Linked DNA regions of Homo sapiens: region 2 is linked to region 1. The links are chromatin loops, found by intact Hi-C in ENCODE. Cell type or tissue: PC-3. All regions are shown on one strand. Each heading gives the region's core, and the rest is flanking DNA. Links, peaks and the distances in the headings are about the cores only. Region 1 overlaps LOC107987083 (a long non-coding RNA gene). Region 2 has its middle 240 kb from the start of PSAT1.

Region 1 (9,445 bases), core at 1,841-5,840:
TACTATTTGGAGGTAATTTTGGGCAGTGTTTAGCATTGGGCATATGAAGTAACTTTTTTATTCCAGTTTCTGTGCCTGAGTGGATGGATCCTCTTATTTATCTGAAAGAAGGCAATCAAACTCTTGAGAAAATTTTTGAAGAGCAGATTTTATTTCCCTTGCTATGACCCTTAAATACTGCACTTGTTACATCTGAGTGCTAATTACTAGAGATTAATTAGTCAGCATGAAAGTACTTCTCCGGCAGCCCCCCAATTACTGAACTGTACTTGATATGTGCTACCTGCAGGCTCTCCGCAGCAATCCTGAGAAGTGACACTTGTTGGAGGCCATAGGCAAGCCTTTCACAATTCTCTAGTCCCATTTTTTAGAAGAACAGCTGTCAAAGGTGGATGGCCTGAAAATAATTAAATACAAAATATAGCTCATGCCAAAATGGAGGTAGCCTGGCTAACGATCTCAAGGGCCCTGGCCATTTCCAGGTGATTAAAAGTGGTTGATGGGAGATGCTTCTCTTGGGTCTGCTTCTGGCTCTGTTAGAGCCCTGTGGCCTGAACCTGGGTGATCCAATCCCTGCCATTTCTCTCTGCTTCTGTCTGGGCCCCTCAGAAGATACCTTCAGTAGGGATATTGTGAGGTTTAATCAATTATTATTTAAGGGCAGAAACATCCTTGGATGAAAGGCGTGAAGATAAAAGCAAAGTCCAGCTGTATTATTATCACTTTCCTATGCTCTTCTTTCTTCTATTAGTGTCATGGGAATATGGCTGAACGGTGCTTTGGTGCACTTTGCAAAATAGAAAAAAATAAGTAGGGAAATTATATTTTTAAAACCAAGTGCCCATTCTTCTTTGTAAATGGTACACAGTAGATTGGCCAGCATTATATCTCATTTATCTCTCCGTATTGGGTTGTCTTCTATGTCTAATTTTCTCTTATTAATGAATCTCCCCTTTTGTCCTGTACAAATCTAGGTGGATGACATTTATACAAGGTAATCATTTCCGTGCATTACCAAAAAGATAATTTATTGGTGCTTATCCAGCAAAAGTAAGCATATCTGTCACCGAAATCTGACCTAGAATAGACTGCTGTTTTCTTTGCAGAATTATTTGCTGATCAGTTTTTTCCAGTCTTTAGATTTGTGGTTTAGCAGGGAAAGACCTACATATCTCTGAATTTTGAAAAGAATGGCCACGTTGGCAAGGTGCTAACCTCCACTAATGTACATCTTCCCAGTGAAGAAAGCCTATCCCAGACCACGTTTTCAGCCATAAGTATTTTAAAAGGAAACCAACTGTACAGTTAAACATGGAGGGGTCTAATGAGGCTCCTCTTTACTAGTTCTGAAATGACTTTTCTGGCATTAATGCCTTAAATTTGGACTAACTTTAATATGTAATTCTAAGGCTGTGTAAGCGCTTGAATGGGTATGAATAATAGTATGCAAGAAACATATATTTCTTATTTTTTTCTGAAGTTCAACTTGTACAGTCATATACCGCTTAACAATGGGGATATATTCTAAGAAATGTGTCATTAGGTGTTTTTTTTCATGTGAACATCAGAATGTACTTACACAAACCTAGATAGTATATTTTTATTTATATACATTTTTTTCATATGGCAAATCAAATATCCCAGCATCATTACTGAATATCAGTCATTTCTCCTACTTGATCACCAACGTCAATATCAACTGCCTAAGTCAGGTTTCAATATATGCTCCATTACAATCTTATTTGACCACTGTTGTATACTCGGTCTGCCAGTGACCCAAATGTTATTATGTGACACATGACTGTGTTACTCTGGCATGACAAAAAATTTGTCTCAGTCAATTCCACTTGTTCCCTGACTTCTCCTTTGTCCAGAATTGTGACTAAGTCTCAGGGGTTGGTGATGCTCGCATAAACTTAAAAGGGGTGGAAAAAGCCATTTCATACAAATGGACACCAAAAGTGAGCAGGAGTAGCTATTTTTATATCAGACAAAACAAACTTTAAAGCAATAGCAGTTAAAAAAATACAAAGAGGGACATTATATAATGGTAAAAGGCCTTGCCCAACAGCAAAATATCACAATCGTAAATATATAGGCACCTAACACTGAAGCTTCCAAATTTATAAAACAATTACTAATAGACCTAATAAATGAGATAGACAGCAACAGAATAATAGTGGGGGACTTCAGTACTCCACTGACAGCACTAGACAGGTTATCAAGACAGAAAGTCAACAAAGAAACAATGGACTTAAACTATACCTTGGAACAAATGAACTTAACAGATATATGCAGAACATTCCATCTAATAAATGCAGAATACACATTCTGTTCAACAGCACATGGAACTTTCTCCAAGGTAGACCATATGATAGGCCACAAAATGAGCCTTAATAAATTTAAGAAAATTGAAATTTTATCACTCTCTTAGACCACAGTGGAATAAAACTGGAAATCAACCCCAAAAGGAACCTTCAAAACCGTGCAAATACATGGAAATTAAATAACCTGCTCCTGAATGATCATTGGGTCAAAAATGAAATCAAAATGGAAATTTAAAAATTTTTCAAACTGAGCAACAATAGTGACACAGCCTATCAAAACCTCTGGGATACAGCAAAGGCGGTGCTAATAGGAAAGTTCATAGCCCTAGATGCCTACATCAAAAAGACTGAAAGAGCACAAACTGACAATCTAAGGTCACACTGCAAGGAACTAGAGAAACAAGAACAAACAAAACCCAATCCCAGCAGAAGAAAGGAAATAAGCAAGATCAGATTAGACCTAAATGAAATTGAAACAATAAAAATTACAAAATATAAACAAAAAGCTGGTTCTTCGAAAAGATAAACAAAATTGATAGACCATTAGCAAGATTAACCAAGGAAAGAAGCTAGAAAATCCAAATAACCTCAATGAGATGCAAAACGGGAAATATTACAAATGATACCACAGAGATACAAAAGATCATTCAAGGCTACTATGAACACCTTTATGTGCATAAGTAAGAAAGCCTAGAAGAGATGGATAAATTCCTGGAAAAATACAACTCTCCTAGCTTAAATCAGGAAGAATTAGATACCCTGAACAGACCAATAACAAGCAGCGAGATTGAAATGGTAATTAAAAAATTACTAACAAAAGTCCAGGACCAGATGGATTCACATCAGAATTCTACCAGTCAAAGAATTGGTACCAATCCTATTGACACTATTCCACAAGATAAAGAGAGAACCTTCACTAATTCATTCTATGAAGCCAGTATCACCCTGATACCAAAACCAGAAAAGGACCTAACTGAAAAGGAAAACTACAGACCAATATCCCTAATGAACATAGATGCTAAAATCCTTAACAAAATACTTGCTAACTGACTCCAACAACATATCAAAAAGATAATCCTCCACGATAAAGTGGGTTTCATGCCAGGGATGGTTTAACATATGCAAGTCAATCAATGTGATACACCACATAGACAGAATTAAAAACAAAAATCACATGATCATCTCGGTAGATAAAGAAAAACCATTCGACAAAATCCAGCATTCCTTTATAATTAAAACGCTCATCAAAATCAGCATACCAGGGACATACTTCAATGTCATAAAAGCCATCTATGACAAACCCACAGCCAACGTAATACTGAATGGGGAAAAGTTGAAAGCATGCCCTCTGAGAACTGGAACAAGAGAAGGATGCCCACTCTCACCACTCCTCTTTGGCACAGTACTGGAAGTCCTAGCTAGAGCAATCAGACAAGAGAAAGAAATGGCATCCAAATTAGTAAAGAGGAAGTCAAGCTGTCACTGTTTGCTGATGATATGATTGCTCACCTCAAAAACCCTAAAGACCCCTTCAGAAAACTCCTGGAACTGATAAAAGAATTCAGCAAAGTTTCTGAACACAAGATTAAAGCACACAAATAAGTAGCTCTTCTATACACCAAGAACAACCAAACAGAATCAAATCAAGAACTCAAACCCTTTCACAATAGCTGCCATAAAATAAAAAAATATAACTTAGGAATATACCTAACCAAGGAGGTGAAAGACTTCTATGAGGAAAACTACAAAACACTGCTTAAAGAAATCATAGGTGACACAAACAAATGGAAACACACCCCATGCTCATGGATAGATAGAATCAATACTGTCAAAATGACCATACTGCCAAAAGCAATCTACAAATTCAATGCAATCCTCATCAAAATACCACCACCATTCTTCACAGAATTAGAAAAAACAATTCTGAAATTTATATGGAACCAAAAAAGAGCACACATAGCCAAAGCAAGACTAAGCAAAAATAACAAATCTAGAGACATCATGCTACCTGATTTCAAACTATAAGTCCACAATCACCAAAACAGCGTGGTACATGTATAAAAATAGGCACATGGACCAATAGAACAGAATAGACAACCCAGAAATCCAAATACGTACAGCCAACTGATCTTTGACAAAACAAAATAAGTGGGGAAAGGACACCCTTTTCAACAAATGGTGCTGGGATAATTGGCTAGCCACATGTAGGATAATGAAACTGGATCCTCATCTCTCACCTTTTACAAAAATCAACTCAAGATAGATTAATGACTTAAATCTAAGATCTGAAACTATAAAAATTCTAGAAAATAACATTGGAAAAACCCTTCTAGACATTGGCCTAGGCAAGGATTTCATGACTAAGAACCCAAAAGCAAATGCAATAAAAGCAAAGATAAATAGCCGGGACTTAATTAAACTAAAGAGCTTCTGCACAGCAAAAGGAACAGTCAGCAGAGTAAACAGACAACCCAAAGGGTGGGAGAAAATCTTCACAAGCTATACATCTGACAAAGGACTAATACCCAGAATCTACAACAAACTCAAATCCTCAAGAAAAAAAACAATCCCATCAAAAAGTGGGCTAAGGACATGAATAGACAGTTCTCAAAAGAGGATATAAAAATGGCCGACAAACATATGAAAAAATGCTCAACATCACTAATGATCAGGGAAATGCAAATCAAAACCACAAATGATACCATCCTACTCCTGCAAGAATGGTCATAATCAAAAAATAAAAAACAGTAGATGTTGGTGTGTATGTAGTGATCAGGGAACACTTCTACACTGGTGATGGGAATGTAAACTAGTACAACCACAATGGAAAACAGTGTGGAGATTCCTTAAATAACTAAACGTAGAACTACCATTTGATCCAGTAATCCCACTATTGGGTATCTACCCAGAGGAAAATAAGTCATTTTATGAAAAAGATACTTGCACGTGCATGTTTATAGCAGCACAGTTCGCAACTGCAAAATCGTGGAACCAACCCAAATGCCCATCAATCAACGAGTGGACAAAGAAACTGTGGTATATATATGTATATATGATGGAATACTACTCAGCCATAAAAGGGAATGAATTAATGGCATTTGCAGTGACCTCGCTGAGATTGGAGACTATTATTCTAAGTGAAGTAACTCAGGAATGGAAAACCATCATCACATGTTCTCACTGATATGTAGAAGCTAAACTATGAGGATGCAAAGGCATAAGAATGATACAATGGGCTTTGGGGACTTGTGGGGAGGGTTGGGAGAAGGGAAAGGGTAAAAAACCATAGATAGGCTACAGTGTATAATGCTCGGGTGATTAGTGCACCAAAATCTCATAAGTCACTAAAGAACTTACTCATGTAACCAAACACCACCTATACCCCAATAACCTATGGAAAAAAATAAAAACAGTAGTTGTTTAAAAAAATAGAAGTTTTGATTTTAGTATATCATTGACTGTACAAGGCATCACTTTAGTAGAAGATGTTAGGGTTGAAAATTACAATAAACTAGAAAACCCCATTGTCTCAGCCCAAAATCTCCTTAAGCTGAAAAGCAACTTCAGCAAAGTCTCAGGATATAAAATCAATGTGCAAAAATCACAAGCATTCCTATACACCAATAATAGAGAGCCAAATCATGAGTGAACTCCCATTCACAATTGCTACGAAGAGAATAAAATACCTAGGAATCCAACTTACAAGGGATGTGACAGACCCCTTCAAGGAGAACTACAAACCACTGCTCAAGAAAATAAGAGATGACACAAACAAATGGAAAAACATTCCATGCTCACGGAAAGGAAGAATCCATATGGTGAAAATGGCCACACTGCCCAAAGTAATTTATAGATTTAATGCTATCTCATAAAGCTACCATTGACTTTCTTCACAGAATTAGAAAAAACTACTTTAAATTTCATATGGAACCAAAAAAGAGCCCAAATAGCCAAGACAATCCTAAGCAAAAAGAACAAAGCTGGAGGCATCACGCTACCTGACTTCAAACTATACTACAAGGCTACAGTAACCAAAACAGCATGGTACAGGTACCAAAACAGAGATATAGACCAATGGAACAGAACAGAGGCCTCGGAAATAACACCACACATTTACAACCATTTGATCTTTGACAAACCTGACAAAAACAAGCAATGGGGAACGGATTCCTTATTTAATATATGGTATTGAGTAAACTGGCTAGCCATATGCAGAAAACTGAAACTGGACCCCTTCCTTATACCTTATGCAAAAAGTAATTCAAGATGGATTAAAGACTTAAACCTAAGACCTGAAACCATAAAAACCCTATAAGAAAACCTAGGCAATACCATTCAGGACATAGGCATGGGCAAAGACTTCATGACTAAAACACCAAAAGCAATGGCAACAAAAGCCAGAATTGACAAATGGGATCTAATTAAAGAGCTTCTGCACAGCAAAAGAAACTATCATCAGAGTGAACAGGCAACCTACAAAATGGAAGAAAATTTTTGCAATCTATCTGTCTGACAAAGGGTTAATATCCATAATCTGTAAGGAACTTAAATTTACAAGAAAAAACCCTATCAAAAAGTGGGCAAAGGATATGAACAGGCACTTCTCAAAAGAAGACATTTATGCAGCCAACAAATATGTGAAAAAAAGCTCATCATCACTGGTAATTAGAGAAATGCAAATCAAAACTACGAGATACCATCTCACACCAGTTAGAATGGCAATCATTAAAAAGTCAGGAAACAACAGATGCTGGAGAGGATGTGGAGAAATAGGAATGCTTTTACACTGTTGGTGGGAGTGTAAATTAGTTTAACCATTGTGGAATACAGTGTGGTGATTCCTCAATAATCTAGAGCCAAAAGTACCATTTGACCCAGCAATCCAGTTACTGGGTATATACCCAAAGGATTATAAATCATGCTTCTATAAAGACACATGCATATGTATGTTTATTGCAGCACTGTTCACAATAGCAAAGACCTGGAACCAACCCAAATGCCCATCAATGATAGACTAGATAAAGAAAATGTGGCACATATACACCATGGAATACTATGCAGCCATAAAAAAGGATGAGTTCATGTCCTTTGTAGGGACACGGATGAAGCTGGAAACCATCATTCTCAGCTAACTAACACAAGAGTAAACCAAACACTGCATGTTCTCACTCATAAGTGGGAGTTGAACAGGGAGGGGAACATCACACCAGGGCCTGTCGGGGTGTGGGTTGGATAGCATTAGGAGAAATACCTGATGTAGATGATGGGTTGATGGGTGCAGCAAGCTGCCATGGCATGTACGTACCTATATAACAAAAAAAAAAAAAAAGGCCCAAGGGAGCTCATGTGCTCCTTCCACCAGGTGAAGACACAATGAGAAGGTGCCATCTATGAACCAGAAAATGGACCCTAACTTGACACTGAATCTCCTGGAGCCTTGATCTTGGACTTTCCAGCCTCTAGGACTGTGAGAAATAAATTTCTGTTGTTTATAAACCAAAAAAAAAATTACAATAAACTTACATCTCAATTAGAAGGTTCATTTGCATTTCCAAAGTATACATTACCATGAAGCCAGTGAATCTTAAACTTCAGGGCACTTCACTTATGTGTGCTCCTTCAAAAGCCCCGTATCTAATTTTGTATCCATAATGTTGTATACTTAAAAAAAAAAAAGACATTTTCTATGTTGTATAAACACCAGGACCCAAAACTTGGGTCAATTTCTGGTAATACATGAGAAATCATTTTATAGAACAGAGTTTAACAGATGCTTATTAGCCATTCACAATGTTCTAGGTATTGTGACAAACACAAAGATGGCCACAATATAATCATTGCTGTTAAGGAGCTGACAATATATTAGAGACACCAATGACAGCAGCAGGAAAGTGAAGAAAGACATTGCTTGGGGGAAATCTATAGGATTTGGAAACATTCGAGTGAATCCAGTGATATGAACCCTAAGAGGAAGAGAATGCTGGGGCCGTATGACATGGGAACACAGGAGAAGGGGAACGGTGGGGTTGGAGAGTTAATTGAGGAAAGACGATGCATTTAATTTGGACATGCCAAATTATCTACCAATATAGCTATCAAGCAGATGAAAATGTTATGTCTAAGGTTCTGGGGCCTATTTTGGGGTACAGATAGAGATTTGGGCATCATTAGAGGTTTGAGGCAATGGAAATGGATGAACTTATGGAAAGGGATTGCAGAAAGAAGAAGGCAGTTGAATCCAGGCTGGGTGTGGCTACTATTTAATACAAAATGTGGAAGTATATTGAACCTGGATGTTGAATTTGACCATGATGATGACAGGAGACAGGCTGAGACAAAGACTCTGATCCAGATGCCAAAGTGTGGAGTGGCATGGAGAGGTAGCCAGGAAGCAGGAAGTAGGTAACAGGTAACTGAGAAAAGAAAGAGTGATTGAATGGGTGAATGCCCTGAGCTTTCAGAAAGGAGATGTTATTGAGATAAGTCAGGGGTGACGCCAGACAGAAGAATGCTGAGGCTTAAGAATGAAGGAAAATTGAAGCAAGAAGCTTCTCTGAGAATTAGACTGAAAGGCTTTGTTTACATTGAGGGACTAGCTAGGTTGCTTAGAGATAGCTGTGATATAAAAAGTAAAAATAATCAGTTAACGGTGGTTGGCATTTCAGTAGACTTGCTAAGCTAAGTATCCTAGTAGCTGACACAGCCTAACTTTAAGGGGAGAGGATGGCAAGCTCAGATTCTGCATTTGTTTAATGGTTTCATAAGTTCCCTAATGCCTAACCCAGTGCTAGAACCATAATGGATATTTAGCAAATATCTAATTTTTATGTTTTTAAGATATCTGAATCTTCACTTCTATAGACTAATCAAAATCCTATTTTTAAATTTCAAATGATGCCCCAAACCCAAATAAAAAATATGACAAACATATTTCATTATCTGTTATAGCTAGACATATGGTTATTAAAATAATATAGGTTTCTTTGGGGTGTAGACTGCATTTTATTACCTTTATATTTGCAACATCTCACATGATGCTTAATACATATTAAGCATTTCATGAATATGTGAATGAACTGGTGTAAATTATAATTTGAATTTTAAATGAATTTAAATAT
Region 2 (9,445 bases), core at 3,403-7,402, 82 kb after region 1:
TATTTTTTTTAAGACCTGCTTTGTGTGAGGCAAAGTGCTAGATTTTCTGGGAGAAACAGAAAAAGGTTAAGGTGAGGTTGAGAAATATATCCAACTAACAAGAAAAAAAAAAGACAAGATTTGGGCCCTCAGAAAACTTGCATTTTGGTCTTTCAGATCACTTTTTTAAATCTAGCCATGCATGAGTTAATTTTTAGAATCCTGGGTTAAGGAACTCATGGGTAAAATAATGAGATGGGTGACAACATGGGCTGGGCATGTAGTGAGGAGAGGCCTGGCCATACTCAGGGGTGTTGTTCTCACTCCAGGCCCATGCCTGACACATAGTCCCTTATGAGAAATCCAGCCAAAGCTAATCTCTCTGAGTCTCTTCATCACAAAATATGTGGAATAGAAAATATGAGATATCATCTCACACCAGTTAGAATGGCAATCATTAAAAAGTCAGGAAACAACAGGTGCTGGAGAGGATGTGGAGAAATAGGAACACTTTTACACTGTTGGTGGGACTGTAAACTAGTTCAACCATTGTGGAAGTCAGTGTGGCGATTCCTCAGGGATCTAGAACTAGAGATACCATTTGACCCAGCCATCCCATTACTGGGTATATACCCAAAGGATTATAAATCATGCTGCTATAAAGACACATGCACACGTATGTTTATTGCGGCATTATTCACGATAGCAAAGACTTGGAACCAACCCAAATGTCCAACAATGATAGACTGGATTAAGAAAATGTGGCACATATACACCATGGAATACTATGCAGCCATAAAAAATGATGAGTTCATATCCTTTGTAGGGACATGGATGAAATTGGAAATCATCATTCTCAGTAAACTATCGCAAGAACAAAAAACCAAACACCGTATATTCTCACTCATAGGTGGGAATTGAACAATGAGATCACCTGGACACATGAAGGGGAATACCACACTGTGGGGACTGTGGTGGGGTGGGGGGAGGGGGGAGGGATAGCATTGGGAGATATACCTAATGCTAGATGACAAGTTAGTGGGTGCAGCGCACCAGCATGGCACATGTATACATATGTAACTAACCTGCACAATGTGCACATGTACCCTAAAACTTAAAGTATAATAAAAAAAAAAAAAGAAAAAAAAAAAAGAAAATATGGTCTTTCAGGTTCCTTCCTGTTTTAGAATGTATGTAGCCTAAGGGCTTGGAGGGTCTGATGGCCTCACAGGAGCATTGAATGTGAGAGCTGGAAAGAGCCAGACCAATCCATCCCTTTTATAGAATATGTCTCTTATTGTGTTAGGCCTTTTTATGTCCCCATAAAGCAGGGGTTTCCAAACTTTTGGCTTCCCTGGGCCACACTAGAAGAAGAATAATTGTCTTGGGCCACACATAAAATACACTAATACTAATGATAGCCAATGAGCCACAAAAAAATTCACAAAAAAAACTCATAATGTTTTAAGAAAGTTTACAAATTTGTGTTGGGCCTCATTCAAAGCTGTCCTGGGCCACATGAGGCCCATGGGCCATGGGTTGGGCAAACTTGCCATAAAGGAATACCTGAGGCTGGGTAATTTATAAAGAAACCAGCCCTAACTCAAGGAAAGACTATCTACTATAATGCTCTGGGTGAGTGACATTGAATTGAAATTAAGGGATTTGTAAAAAGAGATCAAGTGAAGATCAAAAGACTCAAGAAAGTATTTCTTAAGTAAAAAAATCCCAATTTATAATTCCCATTATTCATTATCCAATAATTTCTACTTCTAGTTAGACTTCCTTGGTATTTCTTATAACACTTTTTATTATTCAAGCATTTGAAGAAGAATTAGGATTCCAGCATTCAGTAGTCACTTAGTATAATGTAAAAATGATGCAAAACGCAGTCTTCCTTAAAGTAAAATTTCAGAGTAGGCATGAACCCATGATATGTTGATTAGAGGATGGAGCTGTTATCGGGTCAAACTCCAATTACATTGAGAGTTCCATCTAATTACAGTAGTCCCTCTTCTCTGCAGTTTTGTTTTTGTTGCTTTCAGTTACCTGAGGTCAACCTTGATCTGAAGGTATTAAATGGAAAATTTCAGAAATAAACAATTCATAAGTTTTAAACCCTACCTCACAATGCCTATGTCATTCACCTTACTTCATGTCATCATGTAGGCATTTTATCACCTCACATCATCACAGGAAGAAGCGTGAGTACAGTACTATAAGATATTTAGAGAGAAAGAGACCACATTCACATAACTTTTATTACAGTACATTGTTATAATTATTCTATTTTATTACTAGTTATTGTTAATTTCTTACTGTGCCTAATTTATAAATTAAGCTTTATCATAGGTATGTATGTATAAGTAAAAACATAACATAGAATATATGGGGTTCAGTATTATGTGAGGTTTCAGACATCTCTTGGGGATCTTGGAACATATGCCGCATGGATAAAGGGAGACTACTGTATCAGGAAACTGAAGAAGTTCTCCCATCTTCAGACAAGGATCATGGACCATACATAATGGCCCCTGGAAATAATATTGATAAATGATTTTCAGAATGCATCCTAAATGTCTTGGTGTGTTTTGATTACTAAAAGACATAGGCAAAAATGTGGAGAAGTTCTCATAAACTTGACTTAATGGGCAAACTAATAGATATATCTAGTTTCATCTTCTAGAACTGGGTGCGTTTGCTCAATGTTTTTGTTTTTAATTAAAAGAAGATAGATAAGCACTGCACTGATGAAAACTTACTTCAATGAATATATATTGAAAACCCACTGTGTGCTCAGCTAGGAGCTGTGGAAGGAATAAAAATAGCGTATGACAAAAGTTTCCTGATTTCAAAGGGCTTATTGTCTTTCAACTCTTCATACTCTAAAAAACAGAAAACATAACAATTGAACTTAGGACAAGTGTATTATTTCTACAGGACAGTATTTTAAGTTTGCAAAGGACTTTTACATCTACTGTCTCCTTTGATTCTTTTAATAACCTCATGAGGTGGTTGATATTATTATTTTATGAATGCAGAAATGGAGGTTCTGAAATGTTGAGTGATAGTCAAGGCCACTCAGCCAGAACCTCCCATCTTCTGCCTCCCAATTAATGTTTTCCCGCCTGGCATGCTCCCATTCTGGTCACAGATTCCTCTGGTTGAGGTGGGTAAAGTCAGTACTACATTGTCACCATTGTTTGGTTGGAGCTTATGTCTGGTACCACATACCCCGTGAATAGCATGGCTATTAGTTGTGGTTTAGGTTTATGATCTGGGAGACCTCTCTTGAAGGATATGTGAGAAATACTGCCAGGTTTCATTCTTAAAAACTTGTGGCCTTATTATGTTGAAAGTCCCTGCTGAAATTATATTGAAAGTACCTTTTGTGCTGAATTTTATCCCTGCCAAATTAATACATTGAAGTCCTAACTCCCAGTTCCTCAGAATGTTAAGGGTCTTTAAAGGGTGATTAAGTTAAAATTAGGTCAGTGGGGTGGATCCTAATCCAATCTGACTGATGTTCTTATAAGAAGAGGAGGTTAGGACACAGACACAACAGAAGAAAAATGATGTGAAGACACAGGGAGAGGGTGACCATCTACAAGCCAAGGAAAGAGGCTGATATGGTTTGGCTGTGCCCCCACCCAAATCTCATCTTGAATTGTAGCTCCCACAATCCCTAAGTGTGGTAGGAGGGACCTGGTGGGAGGTAATTGAATCATGAGGGCAGGTTTTCCTGTGCTGTTCTCGTGATAGTGAATAAGTCTCATGAGACCTGATGGTTTGATAAAGGGCAGTTCCCCTGCACACACGCTCTTGTCTGCCACAATGTAAGATATGCCTTTGCTCCTCCTTCACCTTCCACCATGATTGTGGCCTCGCCAGCCATGTGGAACTGTGAGTCCATTAAATCTCTTTCCTTTATAAATTACCCAGTCTCTTGTATGTCCTTATAGCAGGGTGAGGACAGACTAATATAGAGGCCTCAGAAGAAACAACCCTGTCAACACCTTGACCTTGGACTTCCAGCCTCCAGAACCATGAGAAAATACATTTCTGTTGCTTTCACCATTCAGTCTGTTGTGCTTTATTATGGCAGCCTTAAGGAACTAATACATCACCAGAAGTATTTTAGATGGATTATTCTTAATATTTACTATGGGTATCACTCAGAGTTTTGTCTTTAAATGGAACTGAGCTTTGGTAGCTTGAATAGGGGGCTTTACTGAAACACATACTTACAGAGATGTGAGCAGAGACAAAGAAACCAGAGGCTGGCCACTGTGGAAGCTGTTCCTATGCCTGGGGGTGAGGGGGAAAGGGGAGGAAATAGGTTTCCAGAGCCCAGTGAGAACAGGAGCTGTGGCAAGGGACCATCTGGTGGGAGCTTTAGTTAGGGAAAGACAGGACTGCTGTCCCAGAAGGGTTGCAGAAACAGGGATGGAGTGGCGAAGAAATATCCTAGCATCTCTCAACTCTTGCCTTCCAGTCTCTTGGTGGAGACTTCCACTGGCCCAGTCCAACAGGAAGTTAGAAAGGAGGGGAGCATGGGTGATGGTGTCTGCTTCCAAAGATACCAAGGAGGACTGAGTAGGGTGGAAAATAGATAGGGGTAGAAATAGAGAATAACCTTGCAAAAGAAAATAATCGGCATTATCTCTATGCAACAGAGTGGAGAAACGTAGGGGCTGGGGTTAATGATTTATCCAAGGTCAGCAGCAAAGCTAGTACCAAACTGAAAATTACACTGCATCTTTCCTTTGGGGTGACTTATGATTTTCCTGTATTTTAAAAAATTATTATGAGGGAAGGCTTTCCATGAAAAGAAACATTTTATTTTTAGGAGCTGAAAGAGAAATCAGCTTTTCCAAATATCTCAATTTCAACTTGAGGAAACTGAGGCACAGAGAGATAAAGCAGCTTACCCGTGGCTTCCCAGCAGGTCCGCGGGAAAGCTGAGCTTGAATCCTGAGTGCCCACCCACTTGGTCAGTCCATTTTTCACTAAACTTCCAGTTGGGATGTTGAGGCATAGTAGAATATTTCAAATACAATAGCGTATTTTAAAACTTTGATTGAGAAAGTTCTCTAGGAGTGTATTGAGAAAGCAAAGGAAGAAAAGTGAGAACCAAGATTTGTTATATTTTTAGACATGAATAAAGATAGAAAGGCTGTGTGATTCAGAAGCAGGCACATGGCCTGCTTTTCATTCAGCTGTGGTCAGTTTGCAGCTAATCCAGGAGGCATCTCCAGGATGACCTGGGAGGTAAACCACAGTCACCGAGGCCAAGTCTCCTGGCAACTGTGCAGCTCCACTCTGCACCCTTGGTTTATCCTTCCTGTTTCCTCACTTATCAAATATTTATTGTCAACAACGGGCAGTTCTGTTTGCACACAGTGTGATGGGGTAATGAGATAGTTAGGTTTCCTCCTGTTATTGATGGGGAGTGCTGATGGCATGAATAATTTCCTCTTTTTATAAATGGGAATTTAATTATTGATGCCTTGTTTAGGCAGTGACAAAGGTGTTGCCAACAAACACTGCAGTTGGAGGCCTTGGCAGGCATGAGGCTGCCAGGCTGCAGTCTAAGGTTGGTGGGGGTCATGAAATAAACTTGCTTTTAATTGTTTAGGAGAGACAGCAAGTGTCTTTACCATATATATATAGGCACAGTATATATACATATACATATATCGATGTGTGTGTGTGTATATAAAACCTCTAAAACTAAATCCTAACAAGATGTAAGCTAATCAAACCAGTGAGAAACTAGTTCTTTCATACTTGCATAGGACATTAATTGAATGTTTAGCATTGCCGGTGGAATGTTTATTCATATAGCAAGGGTTTTTGTGGACTGACAACTTACTTTAGCTCTTAAGTAAAGAGAAAAAGAACAAAAGGTCTCTAACTTAGTATTTTAATTTTTATGACTTCCTTCAAAGGGATTCAAGGCTCCCTGAATCCTGTCCCTGTAACCCACCCCAACCTTCCCAATGTCAAAAGAAAATAAAAGCAAAACATTACAACAACATATTTCTCAAGGAAGTTTTCAGTACTACTCTTTTTTTTTTCTTGAAAACCCAATTAATGTCTGTGTCTTATACTTTTCCTCTTCTTGGGGAAACCGAGTGAGGAGTCAGAGCTCATATGTCTCTCCCCATGGTGGCATGAAATGTAAGGTGGATTTCACAGGACTCAAGTTGAGTCAGGGAATCTTTAAGGGGGAGAAAAATGTCCTGGGCCTCTGAAGGTAAGAATATAGTATAATAAGCGTCTCAGACTGAATGCATGCGTGAATCACTTGGGGATTTTGTTAGAGTAAAAATTCTGATTCTGCACATCTGGGGTGGGGCCTGAGATTCCGCATTTCTGACAAACCCCCAGGTGAGGCTGGCACTGCTGGTCTGTGAACCACACTTTGAGTGGAAAGGATTATTGGTCCAGACAGCAAATCCTAGACATTCTGAATGTTTAAGGTAGGTAAACAGTAGTGATGTTTTTATAATTTTGTTGATTCTTTACACTTTTTTTAAAAATCAGGATGAGAAAATTTCTTGCCAACTTGCCTCAGACAACTTTTTGCTGCATAAACTTCATTAAAATTTTTTGTTTCCCAAATTCTCTGATGACACTGAATCTAGATTTAAAGTGGCTGAGACAGTTGGCCTTGGGATAACTTTTTCCAAAACTTTTATGATTGGAAACAACCTTAAAAAGTGTAGTCAGGACTCTCAATTGTAGGAAAGGATGTTAAGCACTCAGCCTACTCCTGGTATTAGGTTAGCACACCCTTCCCAGCTTGAATCTTTGCCTCTTCGTTTGAAGCCTCTTCCTTTCTCCTTTCAACTCTTCAGCCAACTTTTAACTGTCAGAAGTTCAGGACAAAATTTGTTTTTTTGTTTTTTTTTTTTCTCCAAGTGATGGTCCATTTTATCTTCATCAGCATTGTCCATTTTTCAGAATAAACCCTGTTCATTTTCCCCAAATTTGTTTCCTCTTCCTCTAGTGTTAAGTATATCCCTTTAAATAGCTAAGTGCTTTTTTCTGTAAGGCATTTGGGTCAATTATTGAGGGTAAATGAGAAGAAACAAAGAAAAGTTGAGAGGGAAAAAAGTCAATATTGGATTATCCTGGCGGTAACAAGATATAAAATTGCTGGAGAGTGAACTGTGCATGGTGTATGTATATAGATGTAGGTAAATGACAAAGAAATTATACAGAGACATGAGCACCACCCACTGCACTGAATCATTCCTCATACCAGTGCACAGTGCAGGAAGGTGACAAGCCTCTTGGAATAAGTCAGCCGTTCCTCTTGGGGGCTCCCCCCAAAACAGAGCAGAATAAAACAAAAAGTGTAAGGCTGCTTTGGAGGAACTCTAATAGGGATCTAATTCTCATTTCCCCCCTGATGAAGTGACGCAGGCCTATGCTGCCAAACGACCAGCGGAGGTGACCTCCCTCGGCAGCCGCTGACAGCCTAAGGCCTTCCTGAAGGATCATAGGGACCGAGAGGTGAATGATCTTCCCAATCAAGTGCTGAAAGATCAATAATAATTATTGTTTTGTTTTTTTTTTGAAAAAAGAGGAAGAGAGTGGATGGGTGTGCGAAAAGAGGGAGAAAGAGAGCTCAGACCAATTATTTTTCTACAAAATACTTTATGTGACAACAGCGGCAGCCCCCAAAGGGCAGTGTGTAACAACAGAGCCTAATTAGGATGATTTCAGTGTAATCATTAACTCGCATCTAACACCTACGAGAGTATTTCTGTTTAAACTAAAACATGACCTGCATGGTGGAGAGGCCTTGTAAACTGTCTCTGAAATAAAATATGTGACAGGAAAGGTCAGAGCAGCTCTCATTTGAATTTCAAGTAGGGAGCCGGCACTGCGGTGGCCGGTGCAGTGAGCCTGACGACTCCACTTTCTAGGCCTTCCTGCCAGCAGTAGCAGTTGGAGAAATCCTCTAGGACTAATTACTAGGATTGCAAAACAAGGATTTTTCTTCTCCTGCCTCTGTCCACTTTCCCTTCCTCTCTTCCAACCTGGGTGGAAAAGCAAGGGTCTCTAATGATGTTTGGGGAAAGAGGTGATTTCCTTTGTTGTTGCTATGAGACTGAAGGTCACCGCTGAGTGGCCTGCTCCGCCTGAGCCAGTCACCTGCTGGCTGGCCCCTGGGCCAGACCAAGCCTAGTCTGGCCTTCCTAGCATGTCCTCCTGCCAGCCAAGCCGGGGAGGCCTTGCTAATAAACTCTCTTCCCAGCAAGAGTGATGCTAAGGCATTGCCTTCCGCTGGGCTGCGTAAAAGCAGCTATCAAATCAGCAAGATGCGACTTGATATGCAGGTCTCCAGTGAAATTTAAGAACGCGAACTGTAAAACGTTGAGGGAAAAGGAAGCATGAAAACATTTTTAAGGAAAGCATTTAAAAAGTCAGAGACAGACATAATAATAAAAAAATGTTGGCAGGGAAGGTTTTATTTATTCATTTTGAAACATTGCAAAGAGCTCTGTTAGCAGCATTTACCTGCCTCTTTTTTTTTTTTAAGACAGCCCCGAAAGCAAGTGAGTTGAATTCATTTCCTTTTTCCTTCTGTGACTTTTTAAAGCATTATATACACTAAGATCTTTTTTGCACTTCTGGGAATTTATAAAGCTATAACATTTAGTACATAAGCCTGACTTGGCTAAACCCGCTTCATTTCTCTTCTCCCTCCCCGAGCCCTTTCCTTTCTCTTCCTCCCCAGCCTTTCATGCAGAGCCTTTCTTTGTCATGCATACTAATTGGTCCTTTCCCTCAGTCCCTTTGTAATGTTTTTAAAATGTTTTTTTTTTTTCAAATCTTTTCCCTCTTTTCCCTTAATTCAAACAACAAAAAAGAATGAGAAAATTAAAAATGTACTTGACAACAGTGGAATAAAACAGCCTTGACAAAACCACAGACACAAGAAATAGAGGCAGTTGTCTTGTTACTTTTTGACGCTGTTCAAGCCAGTAAGGTAACTGGAGTCAGTACAGTTAATGAAAACTTATTCACTGTACACTTGTTAAAGATGGCGAGATGTATTTTCTTCAAGCCTGTGGCAGCGCAGGGGAGACTACTGCAATCGAGGAGTGACTGAGCTCAACTCTGAACACAGCAAAGATAGCTGGGGCTTTAGAAACAGAGTGAAGGGCTCAGTACATGGAAAATTACTAACAGGAGCTGCCATGGGTAGGGGGATTTTTGCCAAGCTGACTTAGAAGAATTGCTGAACACAGGCAGAGGTGGAGGCTTTGTCCGGAGGGCTCAGAGGAACCTAACAAAAGTTTGGTAAAAGAGGGAGTCTTTGTCAGTACTTACTTCTTGGTGTCTTCCACTAAGTTGGTCAGCCAGCGTATTCTCCTGCTACCAACTTTGACACAATGGTGGACAAAATTATATGGAACTGGACTGATTTGCACCATAGACTCCTATT

Evidence for each region. Hi-C counts contacts between places; a loop is a spot of excess contacts. Peaks named below come from ENCODE experiments on the same cell type or tissue, not always from the same donor. Only the 100,000 strongest peaks of a DNase experiment are listed, where the experiment ranks them.
Region 2: it touches region 1 in a loop (3-fold over the local background); 1 of 110 quality-filtered maps calls a loop at or near these places.

What each region holds. Positions count from the first base shown.
Region 1 is chr9:78,453,990-78,463,434 of GRCh38, forward strand. All of the region lies in intron 3 of LOC107987083 (a long non-coding RNA gene), which reads left to right. Among named protein-coding and RNA genes, the nearest start is that of PSAT1, 160 kb to the left of the region's middle. In PC-3, for the core only: no CTCF peak of the experiment used is centred there; no DNase peak of the experiment used is centred there.
Region 2 is chr9:78,534,818-78,544,262 of GRCh38, forward strand. No RefSeq gene overlaps it. Among named protein-coding and RNA genes, the nearest start is that of PSAT1, 240 kb to the left of the region's middle. In PC-3, for the core only: no CTCF peak of the experiment used is centred there; a DNase peak (open chromatin) is centred at 5,284; H3K27ac peaks cover 912 bases.